Regions from separate parts of the Homo sapiens genome. Here all the other regions are linked to region 1. Evidence: chromatin contacts called from ENCODE Hi-C or POLR2A ChIA-PET data. All regions are on one chromosome and are shown on one strand. Each heading gives the region's core, a stretch centred on a gene start or an enhancer-like site at or near the end of the contact. The rest is flanking DNA. Distances are from core to core; before and after follow the strand shown.

Region 1 (2,800 bases), core at 88-2,587:
GCTAAGCATTCTCCACTAAGGAACAGCTTTGGCAATCAGATGTTCTGGATGCAATAGACAATTATATAAACATTAAAATAGCAAGTATGAACATCATAAGGGACATGTTTATAAAATAATAAGTGAACATGCACAAATGATATGTATGGTTTGATTCAATTTTTGTATTAGAGAACACAGATGCAAAAGTGCATGAGGATAACAAATAGTTGAGTGAAACTTTTCCTTTTAAAATTTCCTGTGTTTTAAAAGTAAGAAAATGAGAAGAAACACCTGCATAGACATCCCTAACCAACAGAGCAGTGCACTGCTGTCATCCAATCAAGGGTGTACTTGAGGGACAGGCCACAGAGCTGCAGCATCACCAAGGGCCTTACAGATGACAGGGGAGGAAAGGGTAGGATCCCCTTTTCAGTCTGCAAACATAAGACCTCTTTGTTTAAAGGAGGCATAGGAAAGTTGGCCAGAATTTATTGTCACAGCTGATCCTTCCCTCAAGGTGTCCTGGACATGAGGCCCTCCTCTATTTTCACCTCCTGTGCATACCTCCATCATGGGATTCAGCCCATTTTACTGAAATTCTCTATATATTATTCTCCCTTAGTAGACTGTAATTGTCCAGCCTTGTACCCCCAGGCACCAACTACAGTGGATACACAGTAGATCTGCAGTGCATGTTTTCTGAATGGACTTGGGCTAGTATCTCTTCATTACCTGCCATCCTCCTGAGCTAGACTTTTACAGACCAACACTTAGTACAGCTTCCTGATCAGTGTTGCTGTCTTCAGCCCTCCACCCACACACCCAATCCACACCCCACATTCCCCAGTATATTGTCCTACAACGCAGACATCATCATGTTCTCTGCTCAAGATTATTTTCTCCTTCCCATCAAGCCTGAGCTCCTTGGCCAGGCCCCAGGGGCCTTTCACCACCTAGCCTCATTCTACTTGCCCAAATGTACTCTGCTTCCCAGCAGACACACCCCAACACACTCATTTCCACCTCTGGGTTTCTGCTAGCCCTATTTGCCTAAACTAGGAGGTCGTCTGCCTACCCAAATGCTACTCCTGTTTTAAGTTCAAGTTCCAGCTCCTCCTGGAAGTCTTCCCTGACCATGCCACCCCCCAGGAATCCTCACCTTGGAATATGTTAGCTCCTAAAGTTCAGTACACTTAATTGTCTCTTTATGCTCATTTCTTTACTGTGTTTGCCTTTCCCCCCGCCCCTAAATTAGGTTAATCTGTTAAGGGCAGGGCAATGTCTTACACTTCATCTGTGTGACCCACCACACCCACTGTAAGAGAGGCACCTTACAGCAGCTCAAGACTTCGAGGTGGTTAGCACTAAAAATCTGAAACACAGTCATGATGAGTAACGACAAAAGCAGTTTCCAGTGGCACAAAGGCTTGTTCTAGGCAGCCAGCACAGTTGGGCTGTGGGTAAGAGGGTTTGTCAAAGGGCCTTAGAATTGTAAACCTATGCCACTGAAACAAACTGAGTTCTCTGTAGCACCTGATGGTATAAACCAGTGTTTCTCAAAGTGTGACCCGAGACCAGTAAGATCAGGATCATCTGGGAACCTGTCAGAAATGCAAATTATCAGGCCCTAAGCTCAGACCCACAGAGTCAGGAACTCTGGGGGTGGGGCCCAGCATCTGTGGTTTGATAAGCCCTCTGAGGATTCTAATGCCCACCAAAGTTTGAGAACCACGAGTTCTCACGCAACAGGAATATCCTGGTATGCCAGAAGGTTCAGTTTCTTCTATCTCTAAAGACGGCCTATAAATATCATTTTTAACTTATGTCTTTCTGTTTACTACTACTCTCAATAACAATAGTAATAATATAACAACAGTATTGACTGCTTAGTGTCCTCTGCCAACTTTCCCAACTACAGTTTTCAGGAGCAAGAAGTTATCAGCATAGGTATAGGCATGGGGATCCGCATTCTTGGCTTTTTCAATGTGATGATGATCCCTACATTTGTCTCTCAGCCTCAAACCAGTTATTTCTCATCACTCCCAAATCCCAGCTGACCACTTCAGGCAAAGTCCCCACCCGCCTGCCTTAATGTCTTGATTTTCAGAGTTGGCACTTTAATTGTTCTGAGCCCCTACTGCAGTTTTGGTCTCTCATTTGTCTACCCATCCCCACTTCGGAAAACAATGGGTCAGTCTGCTACCAGCTTGGGTTTTATCCCATTCATGAAGACAAGCTTCCCATGGACTCATTCTTCAGCACCTGTCCCAGCTCTGCATGTCAGTGGGTGGGGTGGGTTTGTGTGTAGAACAGCAGCCGAGCTTCCTGTAATCTTGTTTATAAACTGTTGATGCATGTCCTGACCGCATCACAAGAGGGTTCACAGGGAAGCCGTCAGTCTTGGGGCAGAATCTGCAGGGCACCAGCAACCCCATGTGGAGGTGGCTGACTCATTCTGTGGTCTCCTGTCTGGGGACATAGCAACAACACAGACCCAGAGCTACTTGGCAGAGGGCCCCACTCATGGTAGGCACCCAATCTGAACCCTCCAGATTAGCATAAAGGCAGGACAATGGAACAGATAAAGCCATATGCAAAGGATCAGGATCAACAGCTCAGGTTGGAGTGGAAAAAACACAGGTGGAGGATTGGCTGTGCTTGTGGCTTTGCACCCCCAACTACGTGACTTCTGGCACCAAGTCACCTCTTGCCTGTGAGCCTCTTTTCCCTAAAAGTTAGAGAGTAAAGATGATCTCAAGCTGGGCACAGTGGCTCACACCTGTAATCCCAGCATTTTAGGAGGCCGAGGTGGGTGGAT
Region 2 (2,800 bases), core at 80-2,579, 540 kb before region 1:
ATGGAAACACATAGGAAGAACTATATCCATGATTATTCAGAAGTAATGCAATAAAAATCTGCATAAAGAGGCCAGCACAGTGGCTCACGCCTGTAATCCCAGCACTTTGTGAAGCCAAAGCAGGAAGATCACCTGAGGTCAGGAGTTCGAGACCAGCCTGGCCAACATGGTGAAACCCCGTCTCTACTAAAAATACAAAAATTAGCCAGGGGTGATGGCGGGCTCCTGTAGTCCCAGCTACTCAGGAGGCTGATGCAGGAGAATAGCTTGAACACGGGAGTTGGAGGTTGCCGTGAGCCGAGATCACACCAACGTACTCCAGCCTGGGCGACAGAGCGAGACTCCATCTCAAAAAAAAAAAAAAGCCTCCATAAAGAAGTCAACATCAACAATATCTATTGTAGCAAAAAAAAAAAAATACTAAACTTGAGGGAATTGCTATATAGATTTTGATACAGCCACACATTTGCCTCTTATACAGCAATAAGGATAACTGTGCAGATTGATAGCAGTGTAGAGATGTTTATTATCAGTCAAATACAACAAACTTCAGGATCACATAGGCATTATGATTATAGCTCTGCTAAAAGTGTGCATACGCATCTGAAAGGGCTGGAAGGTATTGAAATAAAATTGGCTGTAGTGTTTGAGAGGCAAAATAGTATGGTTTAAATTACTTTTAATTTTCTGTTTATCTCCAACTAAATAAAAGAAAGCATATCAGTTGAAAAAGAATTAACCTTATCACCAATGTTTCCCACTAGACAATGAGAGCAGGAACCCTGCCTGTCTCTTTCAACAGCGTTTGCCAGAGCATGTGTCTGCCACATGGTAGGCGCTCTGTAAATATTTGTGGACTGATTGACCACTGCTGTCAGCCTCTCTGAACCGGTTTAGTAAATTGCTGATATAGACCTCCTGTTTTCACAAAGATCCTTCTTGCCATCACCTCCACAGTCTCAAAAAGCACCTTCATTTACAAGCAGGCTTTCAAAACCCAGCATCTTCCTCTCTCTCAGTGTCACTGGCAGAAGGAGGACATCACCTTAAAGTACCAGACTCTAGGGCCAGCCTGTGTTGGGAGAACCCCCCCGCCCCTTCTCTTGCAGCTTCCCCCGGGGGGGACAGATCTTCATGGGGACACAAGGGAGAGTAGCTTGATCCCTAAATCATCTGGACACTAACATTTTGCACCAGAAGATGGCAGTCTACACACCTCCTTATGGTGCAGAACCCACACCTTCCTTGACACTTTGACAGTTAATTGTTCAAGTCAAGTTACTCAGCCTACCCTCCACAAAGGTGGGCCAGGGTGAGGGTGTGACAAGGATGGCCAGGGCCTCAGGCCAAGATCAGGAACAGATGTAGGCAACTGATGCCTGCTGTGCCTGATGCTGGGAGAGATGGCACCTCCCACGTTTCACATTTCACAGCTGGGGAAACCAAGCTTCACAGAGGCTAAGACACTGCCAAGTCCCCCACTCCTAGTAGAGAAACACTGCCCAGACCCGAGCCCCGCTCTCCTTACCCAGCACCCACCCTCCTTCCACCATACCGTACTGCCTGCCAGCTCTCCAGCAACAGGAGTCTGTGAAAAAATGGGCAAGGATGTTTCTGAACCCATGGTTAAATGCTTTTAAAAATCACCATGTCAAATTATAAAATTGATCAAACCCTTTGACCTTGGAATACCACTTTGGGAAATATGTTCCAAGGAAACAAAATATGAAATACATATTTATAAATAAGTTTATAAAATATAAAAATGAAACAAAAGCACATATAGAGTTGTGTAGAACTGAGCTTGATACTGCAGTTAAAACCAGAGGCAGCCCAGATGCCCGACCGTGGGGAAAATTGTGCCGTGGTCATTATACTCACACTGGAAATGGCTGTCATGCAGATTAGCACCGACGTCCAGCCTGTCACGTGGGGACTGTTATACTAGTTGTTAAAATAAGTATTTTCATACCAACTGGTAAATAGTAGAGCCAGAGTGTCCTCCAAGCCTCCCTTGCCCCTCTACTGGGATCCTCCTGAACTCCCCCTGATCTAGCAACTAAATAGTAAATGCCTGGCCCAGCAGCCTCCAGGATCCCACATGAAGCAGTGGTCAATGAACATCTTAGTACTAGTTATTAGATATTTTTTAAACCTCCCCTGGCTAAGATTCTGTATACTCATGGAAAAGCGACCTTATTTTGGAATGGGACAAGATATAGGAATATATAAAGAAAGACATTATGTGACTTAACGGTAAGTAAAAAGAAGCAGAAATTAATACAAGGAATAGCAGTGAGGCAAATTTTATTTGTATAAACAAGAGTTTCTAAGAAGCCACAGAGTCTAAATATTTGGTAAACTAGGAGAGGGGAGATTTGAAAAATTTTGTCAGTAGCCTATTTAACAACCTTTCCCCTATTTCCTTCTTAAAAGAAAGTTGCACGGTGGCTCACACCTGTAATCCCTGCACTTTGGGAGGCTGAGGCGGGAGGATCACCAGGTCAGGAGATTGAGACCATCCTGGCTAACACGATGAAACCCCATCTCTACTAAAAATACAAAAAATTAGCTGGGCGTGGTGGCGGGCACCTGTAGTCCCAACTACTCAGGAAGCTGAGGCAGGAGAATGGCATGAACCCGGGAGGCGGAGCTTGCAGTGAGCCGAGATCACGCCGCTGCACTCCAGCCTGGGCGACAGAGTGAGACTCCGTCTCAAAAAAAAAAAAGTTGCAATTTTGTTCACTTGCCTACTCTTCTGATGACCAAATGCTTTGGGGAAGGTTGAGCTCAGAGGTAG
Region 3 (2,800 bases), core at 226-2,725, 520 kb before region 1:
AAAGCTCTGTCTCAAAAAACAACAACAACAACAACAACAACAAAACTTTAAAATTTTCTGAAGAATAAACCTATAAACAAACAAAGACAAAAAACAAACTAATAAAACTCATTACAGTCCAGGTGCGTGGCTGACACCTATAATCCCAGCACTTTGGGAGGCCGAGGCGGGTGGATCACCTGAGGTCGGGAGTTTGAGACCAGCCTGACCAACATGGAGAAACCCCGTCTCTACTAAAAATACAAAATTAGCCGGGCATGGTGGTGCACGCCTGTAATCCCAGCTACTCCGGAGGCTGAGGCAGGAGAATCGCTTGAACCCGGGAGGCAGAGGTTGTGGTGAGCTGAGATCACGCCATTGCACTCCAGCCTGGGCAACAAGAGCAAAACTCCATCTCAAAATAATAATAATCATCATCATTTCTGGAAAGATAGAGTACTATTTGTTTTACTGTGGTAAAATACACATAACATAAAATGTATTATTTTAACTATTTTAAGGTGTATGATACAGTACATTCATAATGTCATGCAACCACCACCAGCATCCAGTTTCAGAACATTTCATCACCCAAAAGGAGACTCAATGCTCATTAGTACTTCCTATTCCTTCCTACCTCTGGCCCAGCAACTACTCATGTGCTTTCTGTCTCTTCGGATTTGCCTATTCAAGATATTTCATACAAATGAAATGATATAATATGTGGCCTTTTATGTCTGACTTTTTTCAGTTAGCATAATGCTTTCAAGGTCCATCCATATTGTAGAACGTATCAGTACTTCTTTCCCTTTTATGGCTGAATAATATTCCATTGTATAGAGAAACCACATTTTGTTTATTTGTCAGTTGATGACATTTGGTTTGTTTCTGCCTTTTGGGTATCATGCAAAGTGCTGCTGTGAACATTTGTATACAAGTTTTTGTTTGAACACCTGTTTTTCAGTTCTTTTGGGTATATCCCCAGGAGTGCAACTGCTGGGTCATATGATAATTACTGAAAACCTCTTAGTGATTTTTGGATATTGTGCCACATGTATATATTACCTAATAAAAATTGATTATTTTAATAAAAATAACCAAGTAGAGACAAATATATTGTTTTATAATCACAGTTTGGCATCCCTGCAAAATCAGCATTGGATCAATCAGTAGTCTCACAGGACCTAAAAGAAACTGAGGTGTAGGAAGTAAACATGTAATCCCATTTTTAAATATGACTCACAGAAACAGTAGGTCTTCGGGCTACAAATACTCCCCGTCATTAAATGTTTCAGCAGCATTGCCCTGGTGAATGTGGGAAGAGCTGAATATTTTCTAGATCCATGTTTTTTTAAAAGGTAAAGCAGCAATTGAAGTTGAATTCAAACCGGTGATTATGTTGACTTGGTCTGACAATTGCATGGACTCTCACTGGGAGCCCGGACTCACGCAGCACCACCTGTGTCCCCTAGGGGGCGAGCTGGGGAGAGACCGGAGTCCCTGGGAGAGCTCTGCGCGGAAGGCCCGAGAGAATTGGTCCCGCAGAGCTTTTACAAAGGCAAGAAGAGGATCACCGAAAAGGGATCACAGTGGGGAAAAAGGCAAGAAGAGGAAACACTGTGACAAAGAACCCAGCGCTGGGACACTTGGGAAACGTATTTTCTCAAGCACTTTATTTTATTATTTTATTATTATTTTTTTTGAGATGGAGTCTCGATCTGTCGCCCAGGCTGGAGTGCAGTGGTGCGATCTCGGCTCACTGCCACCTCTGCCTCCCAGGTTCAAGCGATTTTCCTGCCTCGGCCTCCCAAGTAGCTGGGATTACAGGTGCCCGCCACCGCGCCTGGCTAATTTTTCTATTTTTAGTAGAGGTGGGGTTTGCCATGTTGGCCAGGCTGGTCTCAAACTCCTGACCTCAAGTGATCCGACTGCCTTGGCCTCCCAAAGTGCTGGGATTGCAGGTGTGAGCCATTCAAGCACTTTATTTTTATAAACAAGGAGACCGAGACCCAGAGTAGCTGCTGATGGTCACAAAGGCTGTAAGCATGAAGTCTGGAAACCTCTGCTGTTGTGCAATGCGCAATGTGGGAAGAGAGGCTCTCCACCTCTGATGGGGCTGTGTTTGAGTCCCTCCTCCCTCCCTTTCCACCTCCCTCCCCACTACCACCACTTACTTAAATGTGTGACTCAGTGTCACTAACTTAACATTTCCCAGCCTGTTTCATTATCTGTATAGTGGGGTCTAATAGCATCTTCATCAGGCTGATGCAAGGAAATGACACCATGTATGCACAGGACCTCCCTTATGCTTGGCATATAGTAGATTCTCAATAAACATTTGTTGTGTGAATGAATATTCTCTCCTCTAGCCCTCTCAAAGGCAATCGTTCTGCTGCCCAACACATTTTTATTGATGACATTTCAGGCAGTATCCTTATGAACTCTCCATATCTAGAAGGCTGGGAAGGGAAGGAAAGCAGAGTTTGGGGTGTTCGTGCCGTTCCTGTTGTGGTAAAAAGCTCCTTTGTGAAGCCTGTGCAGCACCAGCCCCACTTGGAGGCTGCAAATCTGTCAGCCGGAGGTCCTCGGAGCTCCCAGGTCCTGGCCTTCTCTGCCAGCAAAGTGGCATACCTGGGTTATGGATCCAGGGGTCTTCTGAGGCCAACAGAGCCACACACACCCCATCCAGTTCCCGCCTCCCTTCCCCAAGCATCTGACAGAGGCCAGTTTGGCTGTTTCAAGTAATACCAATCACAGTGTTTTATGAGAATTGTTGGTCATGCCCAGCTACACAATCCTCATGCATATTGTCAGACACGTC

Evidence for each region. Hi-C counts contacts between places; a loop is a spot of excess contacts on that map. ChIA-PET counts read pairs that join two places held with the same protein, here RNA polymerase II (POLR2A). Pooled maps may share reads with other maps.
Region 2: a pooled map shows a loop between it and region 1 (3-fold over the local background). The contact joins two enhancer-like sites. A Hi-C loop is called at or near these places in 1 of 168 maps with a recorded cell type or tissue (CD8-positive, alpha-beta T cell), 1 of 37 single-sample maps with no recorded cell type and 10 of 50 pooled maps. POLR2A ChIA-PET finds 5 or more read pairs at or near these places in 1 of 52 experiments (activated T-cell).
Region 3: a pooled map shows a loop between it and region 1 (4-fold over the local background). The contact joins two enhancer-like sites. A Hi-C loop is called at or near these places in 1 of 168 maps with a recorded cell type or tissue (CD8-positive, alpha-beta T cell), 1 of 37 single-sample maps with no recorded cell type and 9 of 50 pooled maps. POLR2A ChIA-PET finds 5 or more read pairs at or near these places in 1 of 52 experiments (activated T-cell).

The regions. Positions count from the first base shown.
Region 1 is chr15:64,008,539-64,011,338 of GRCh38, forward strand. The region is part of intron 2 of DAPK2 (death associated protein kinase 2); the gene reads right to left. Among named protein-coding and RNA genes, the nearest start is that of DAPK2, 37 kb to the right of the region's middle. RefSeq lists a silencer at 1,224-1,283 and enhancers at 1,654-1,743, 2,601-2,650. Within about 2 kb of position 1,338, at least 16 of the 41 ENCODE cell types and tissues checked have a DNase peak (open chromatin) inside an H3K27ac peak, as active enhancers do.
Region 2 is chr15:63,465,667-63,468,466 of GRCh38, forward strand. No RefSeq gene overlaps it. Among named protein-coding and RNA genes, the nearest start is that of USP3, 38 kb to the right of the region's middle. Within about 2 kb of position 1,330, at least 3 of the 41 ENCODE cell types and tissues checked have a DNase peak (open chromatin) inside an H3K27ac peak, as active enhancers do.
Region 3 is chr15:63,486,041-63,488,840 of GRCh38, forward strand. No RefSeq gene overlaps it. Among named protein-coding and RNA genes, the nearest start is that of USP3, 17 kb to the right of the region's middle. RefSeq lists enhancers at 1,231-1,280, 1,311-1,380. Within about 2 kb of position 1,476, at least 10 of the 41 ENCODE cell types and tissues checked have a DNase peak (open chromatin) inside an H3K27ac peak, as active enhancers do.